Linked DNA regions of Homo sapiens: region 1 is linked to region 2. Evidence: chromatin contacts called from ENCODE Hi-C or POLR2A ChIA-PET data. All regions are on one chromosome and are shown on one strand. The core of a region is the stretch at or near the end of the contact, and the rest is flanking DNA. Distances in the headings are between cores, read along the strand shown. Region 1 holds the start of HEATR1 (HEAT repeat containing 1). Region 2 holds the start of EGLN1 (egl-9 family hypoxia inducible factor 1).

Region 1 (3,112 bases), core at 537-3,036, 5.2 Mb before region 2:
TACTTTCCAAAGTAAAATTCGGCATGGCACTATACACCATCACAGCTGACATAGGAAGGACTGAGTCAAATCTTTGTAGCACTTTTTCAAGTTTCACTTAAATAAAGCTTTTAAAAAATATATAGGGTATTTTTTAAGCAAAAAAAGCAAATTATCTTATCAATGAAACAGACCTGGTGTTCATTTCTTTTAAAGTACCGAAAGCTGATTGCTTCTGTAAAGGTAAAACTCCTGTGACATGTTAGAAAGAAAAAAAAAATTCCTTTGAGAGATATGTTTGTAAGAATGAAATAGGTACTACTAGAATTTTCATGTTATTCTCTGCAAGGCACTCAACACCACATGAAAAGAAGATTATTAACAGTCAGTAGAAATACTAATAACTGAAGAAAATATTTGGTTGTTTTAAATGCTTTTAAAGCAAACCAACAACAAAAGATTCTGTTTGTAAATGGGAGAGAATCTGCATGAGGTATAGACAACCAGGGCCTCCAAATTTGTAGCTGTGTTTCTGACATTCTCCAGGGAAGACGGTTACAGAAAGACTTGACCCCCTGGCCCCGCAGAGCTCTTCAGAGAAATTAATGCATCCAGAAAAGACAGAGCATCAGATCTCACTCCTTCGTCTGGAAGACGTCAGTTCATCCTAGTTCTAGCGCATACCGGTGTTTTGGAAACAGATTAGCTATATTCATACATAAGGATACTCTTCCGCAACACTATCTGTAGTGAGGCCAAGACCAGTGGTTGCGGGAATCTTCGCAAACAGGCAAGAGACAATTTTTAGGGGCGATGGAAACTGTCATTTTGACTGGGGAGGTCATTACACCTATACATGCATTTGCTAAAAGTCATCAAACTCTTCCACTGACGTGGGTGTAACCATTGTTTGTAAATTATACCTCAACAGGATTCGATTAATTTATTTATTGAGACAGTCTCGCTCTGTGGAGTGCAGTGGTGCAATCTTGGCCCACTGCAACCTCCGACTCCCGGGTTCCAGCGATTCTTCTGTCTCAGCTTTCCTAGTAGCTGGGATTACAGGCGCCCGCCACCACGTCCGGCTAATTCTTTTATTTTTAGTAGAGACGGGGTTTCGCTATGTTGGCCAGGCTGGTCCCGAACTCCTGACCTCAGGTGATCAGCTCGCCTGAGCTTCCCAAAGTGCTCGGATTACAGGCCGCGCCTGACTATGATTCGTTTTGAAAGAAAAAAATATATGCCATTTACCCCTCGGGAATGGAAACATAGAGGAGTGACAAGATCTCCCCCAAGCTCTGGGGCGGTGGAGTCCAGCATTTATAGATCGGTTTGCACTAGGAGCAGAAGCTCCTTTCACGACAATCTCGGCCTCTTCCCACTTTGTAGAGTGAGTAACAAGCTCGGAGAGATGAAATAATTTGGTGGCGTTAACCCGGCCGACAGGCGCCAGCGCCAGGATTTGAACCCAAACCACGTGACTTCACAACCCATAGCTTTCAACACTACGCGGTGCTGCTGGCACCTAGTAAAGGCTGGATCACTACTGAATGAATGATTCTGGCTACGGATCCTTAAAGCCCACAGAAGGCCCATCCAGAGACCGAAAGCTTCAGACACAAGCCGCAGAGCAGACCGCTAAACCGGAGCTACAGAGGCGAAGCTCAGACTTGAGCCTGAGTCCGGCGGGCTGAGGGGCGGGCTTTCGTCTCGGGAGGCGGAGCTGTCTCGTCGCATTCCCGGCAAGCTTGAACCTCTTCACTTGCCGTAGCGCCTGCAGCAGGAAGTTGCTCTACAGCATGCCTTAGGTTTCCGGGTGAGGGTTGGGCTCCTTGGTACCATGTGGGAAGCGCTGTGAAGAGTTGTTGCCTTCCAAGATATACCCAAATTCCCAGTTCCAGGTAAGCGGCACAGAGCCGCTTGATGTGGCTGCGGATGGGGGCGGCATATCGAGGGAGGGTAAGAGTTTTCCGGATATCTGCGGAATCAGGGTTGAAGGAAAGCCTTGGCGCGGTCGCCGCTACTGTAATTAGTTGTTAACGCTGCTGCCATCGTCTTTGCATCTCCGGGGTCCACAAATCTCAGGACACCCGCGTTGTGTGTCCATGACGGTGCTGAGTGCAGAAGAGAATTGTTTGTTTACGAGGCGCCTTATAATTTCGTAGAAACTTATCAAAGTGCTTACGTTTTTTTAGCCCGTGTCATTAAAACTCCGCTGGCGTGAAAGATGACGTCCTTAGCCCAGCAGCTGCAACGACTCGCCCTCCCTCAAAGTGATGCCAGCCTCTTATCTAGAGATGAAGTTGCTTCTTTGTTATTTGACCCTAAGGAAGCGGCCACAATCGACAGGGACACCGCCTTCGCCATTGGTGAGCCATCTTTTAACTTAGAAAAGCTCTTGGAAGCGTTTGTTTTCTGGATGTTACTGTTTTTTTTTTTTCCCCTTGTTTTCTCTTCTGTCCCGTCCTCTTCCTTAGCAGTTTCTAGCATGTTGATGTATATTTTTAAGGGAAAGAGAACATAACAGTCAGGTGCTTGGTGCTTGAAATGTTTATGAGTAGAGGTATCTGGATTTCACAGATGAAGAAACAAAATTAGAGAGGTCAACTAATATGTCAAAGAGAAGAACAGCTAAAAGGGGGATGGAGGCAGTGACTGGGGTGACGGAGAAGTCCTCTCAGAGGACTGGCCTAGTTATTGTAGGGGATATCCAAAAAAAAAAAAAAAAAAGTGTTCCCTGCCACGAAGTACTTTCTGTTCTAGTAGATGAGATAGGATTTACTCTAAAAGTTGAAAACTAGAAATCAGTGTTTGGGACTGTATTATAAATTATATGTACTTAAAGAATTCAGAAACTTCTTAGGGGTAAGTAAAACTGTAAAAGAGGGGTGGGATGAATTTGCTTACGAAGAATTGTTAAATAAACTGGCCTTTTTTGAAATTTAGGATGTACTGGCCTGGAAGAGTTGCTTGGAATTGATCCTTCCTTTGAGCAGTTTGAAGCACCGTTGTTCAGTCAGCTAGCAAAAACCTTGGAGCGAAGTGTTCAGACCAAAGCAGTAAACAAACAGTTGGATGAAAACATTTCATTATTCCTTATTCACTTGTCGCCTTACTTCCTGCTTAAGCCAGC
Region 2 (3,524 bases), core at 49-2,548:
AGAATGCCATTTACGCATGCAGCAGGATTTTATAACAGTTTTAAATTCTGTATATTTGATGAAGAGGTTTTATATTTTTGGATTCAAGCCTCTTTTTAAACTTCTACAATATGGTTTACAATAATTCCTTATATCCTGCTTTTGAAATACATATTACAACTTTTTAAGTTTGGAAGGCTATATTTCAAGGACTGAAGTTACAGTATACTCAAGTGATACACAAGCCTAGCACCCCACTTTCCACATAGTGTTCGATAAAGATTGATAAACTCGAAATCACAGACCTTTTAATTCTTAAGACAAATAGCAGCAGAAAGAAACATCTTTGGCTTATTTCTGGTAAGGTTTTTATGCTCTGTAAAACAAAGAATTGTATTCATCCGCGCAGCACAGATTCTATTAAAAATAAATGTGAGAGTCGTTAATGTAGTACTGCTCATTTACCATCAAAATTCACTTTTCAGGAATAATCCCATCAGTTTAAATTGGATATTGGAATGAGCATTGATTACATTTAACTTGGTAGCCCAAAATTTCTTCATGGGGTTTTGAACTCGGCGGGATTTCAAAGGTTTTAAAAATGAGTTTTTGATTTTTTTTAAAACCCTCAAATTTCATTACCTTTAAACTAGGTCGAAACGGGGCGCAAGAGATTGGATTAACACCATAGTAATACTTATTTTGTTCTTAACCATTTCAGGGCTTCTTGAAATAGAGGCTGTATGGTGTAATGGAAAAAACAGCCTTGGAATCTGGGAGCCTGATTCCTGGATTCAGTCCCAGTTTTGCGTGACCTTGGGCAAGTTACTTTACTTCTCTGAATTTCCGTTTCCTCCTCTGCAAAATGAGGATCGCAATAGCCACCTTGCAACCTTGACTGGAGCGAGCCTCGCACACCCCGCGCCGGCCTGGAGGAAGAGCAGCCATGATTACGCCGCCTTCGCTCCGCTACCCGCTTGCGGCTGGCGCCCTCCTCCAGCAGGTGTAGGCGCTGCCGCGCTGCCCCACGCCTTTCCGCCGCTCGCGGGCCTGCGCCTCGGCGTCCCCGAGGAGGCCGCTGCGGGCTGAGGTAGCGCACCGGCCTCTCGGCGTCCCAGTCCGGTCCCGGGCGGAGGGAAAGCGGGCGACCCACCTCCGAGGCAGAAGCCGAGGCCCGGCCCCGCCGAGTGCGGAGGAGCGCAGGCAGCCCCCGCCCCTCGGCCCTCCCCCCGGCCCTCCCGGCCCTCCCTCCGCCCCCTCCGCCCTCGCGCGCCGCCCGCCCGGGTCGCCGCGGGGCCGTGGTGTACGTGCAGAGCGCGCAGAGCGAGTGGCGCCCGTATGCCCTGCGCTCCTCCACAGCCTGGGCCGGGCCGCCCGGGACGCTGAGGCGGCGGCGGCGGCCGAGGGGGCCGGTCTTGCGCTCCCCAGGCCCGCGCGCCTGAGCCCAGGTTGCCATTCGCCGCACAGGCCCTATTCTCTCAGCCCTCGGCGGCGATGAGGCGCTGAGGCGGCTGCCGGCGCTGCGCCGGAGCTTAGGACTCGGAAGCGGCCGGGCCGAGGGCGTGGGGTGCCGGCCTCCCTGAGGCGAGGGTAGCGGGTGCATGGCGCAGTAACGGCCCCTATCTCTCTCCCCGCTCCCCAGCCTCGGGCGAGGCCGTCCGGCCGCTACCCCTCCTGCTCGGCCGCCGCAGTCGCCGTCGCCGCCGCCGCCGCCGCCATGGCCAATGACAGCGGCGGGCCCGGCGGGCCGAGCCCGAGCGAGCGAGACCGGCAGTACTGCGAGCTGTGCGGGAAGATGGAGAACCTGCTGCGCTGCAGCCGCTGCCGCAGCTCCTTCTACTGCTGCAAGGAGCACCAGCGTCAGGACTGGAAGAAGCACAAGCTCGTGTGCCAGGGCAGCGAGGGCGCCCTCGGCCACGGAGTGGGCCCACACCAGCATTCCGGCCCCGCGCCGCCGGCTGCAGTGCCGCCGCCCAGGGCCGGGGCCCGGGAGCCCAGGAAGGCAGCGGCGCGCCGGGACAACGCCTCCGGGGACGCGGCCAAGGGAAAAGTAAAGGCCAAGCCCCCGGCCGACCCAGCGGCGGCCGCGTCGCCGTGTCGTGCGGCCGCCGGCGGCCAGGGCTCGGCGGTGGCTGCCGAAGCCGAGCCCGGCAAGGAGGAGCCGCCGGCCCGCTCATCGCTGTTCCAGGAGAAGGCGAACCTGTACCCCCCAAGCAACACGCCCGGGGATGCGCTGAGCCCCGGCGGCGGCCTGCGGCCCAACGGGCAGACGAAGCCCCTGCCGGCGCTGAAGCTGGCGCTCGAGTACATCGTGCCGTGCATGAACAAGCACGGCATCTGTGTGGTGGACGACTTCCTCGGCAAGGAGACCGGACAGCAGATCGGCGACGAGGTGCGCGCCCTGCACGACACCGGGAAGTTCACGGACGGGCAGCTGGTCAGCCAGAAGAGTGACTCGTCCAAGGACATCCGAGGCGATAAGATCACCTGGATCGAGGGCAAGGAGCCCGGCTGCGAAACCATTGGGCTGCTCATGAGCAGCATGGACGACCTGATACGCCACTGTAACGGGAAGCTGGGCAGCTACAAAATCAATGGCCGGACGAAAGTAAGTGTGTGCTGCGGGTTTGTGCTGGACAGGCCCTTCTCGGCGGGCAGCCCCTGCCTGCGACTGAAACTGCCTAGGCTGAGAAGCAGCATTCCTCTATATAGAAGGGACTCGCTCTTTCTTGTGTAGCTCCCCGTAAGGAAGACGGACAGAATTTGTAGTAGCTGTTTATCTAGTTAGCCCCTTTGTATCCACTGTTTTCCACTTACTGCCCGTTCACAAACTTCTCCGGCTAATTGCATGGTTTTTTGACTCAACGTAGGCGCTTTAACTTTCCTATTTTCTTTTTTCCATTCCACTATTGGTCACAATTCAAACCTTAGTGGCGTTTTAGCCACCCAGTGAAGGGGTGTTAGAGTACCACCCAAAGCAAGTCCTGGTTCTGCATCTGCCTTGTGTTTGCATAAGCTGTTAAATTTCCTATGGTGTCTGAACCACTCATCACATTTCGATTGAGAGTCAAACGCTGTGTTCAGTTAGGAATTTGCCGGCTGACCGCAAAAAGGTACATTTAAAATAAGCATTTAGTCGAAAGACTCTGTATTCAGGAAGAGCTTGGCTACTCCCCTCCCCCTGTTATAGCTCTTATCCCTCACCCTGTTCCTACTGTTTTGAAACCCGTTACAAAAAGGGGAAAGAAGTATTTCCGTCTTCAGGCCTCTCAGTGTAGGTAGGCTACATTTTTAGCACCAGTTTCCTTTATTTGCTTTGTTAATGTAATCCTTCTGTTGAAAACTGTTTTGTAACTTCCTGGAAAACAAAACAAAACAAAACAACAACACGGAATTGGCGCAGGAGGGCTCGTTTTATCCTCCCAATTTGGTGAGATCTTTTTGTTTTCTCTTTACTATTGCGGTTTTTCCTCCACAGATTTCTTCACTTCTTACCTAGTCTATTCCCTCTTTCCTCCCTCATGATAAACAGTAGACTCTTTCGT

Evidence for each region. A loop is a pair of places that touch in the nucleus more often than their neighbours do. ChIA-PET counts read pairs that join two places held with the same protein, here RNA polymerase II (POLR2A). Pooled maps may share reads with other maps.
Region 1: a loop to region 2 is called in a pooled map, with 9 times the contacts of the local background. The contact joins the promoter of HEATR1 here to the promoter of EGLN1 in region 2. A Hi-C loop is called at or near these places in 1 of 37 single-sample maps with no recorded cell type and 5 of 50 pooled maps. POLR2A ChIA-PET finds 5 or more read pairs at or near these places in 1 of 52 experiments (K562).

The regions. Positions count from the first base shown.
Region 1 is chr1:236,603,190-236,606,301 of GRCh38, reverse strand. It overlaps HEATR1 (HEAT repeat containing 1), which reads left to right and starts at 1,786. Exons shown (of 45, transcript NM_018072.6): 1 at 1,786-1,880; 2 at 2,175-2,348; 3 at 2,926-3,112. The coding sequence starts at 2,207. RefSeq lists an enhancer at 1,586-1,845.
Region 2 is chr1:231,420,061-231,423,584 of GRCh38, reverse strand. EGLN1 (egl-9 family hypoxia inducible factor 1) reads left to right here and starts at 1,298. Exons shown (of 5, transcript NM_022051.3): 1 at 1,298-2,587. The coding sequence starts at 1,697. RefSeq lists silencers at 833-1,157, 913-2,092 and an enhancer at 2,473-2,742.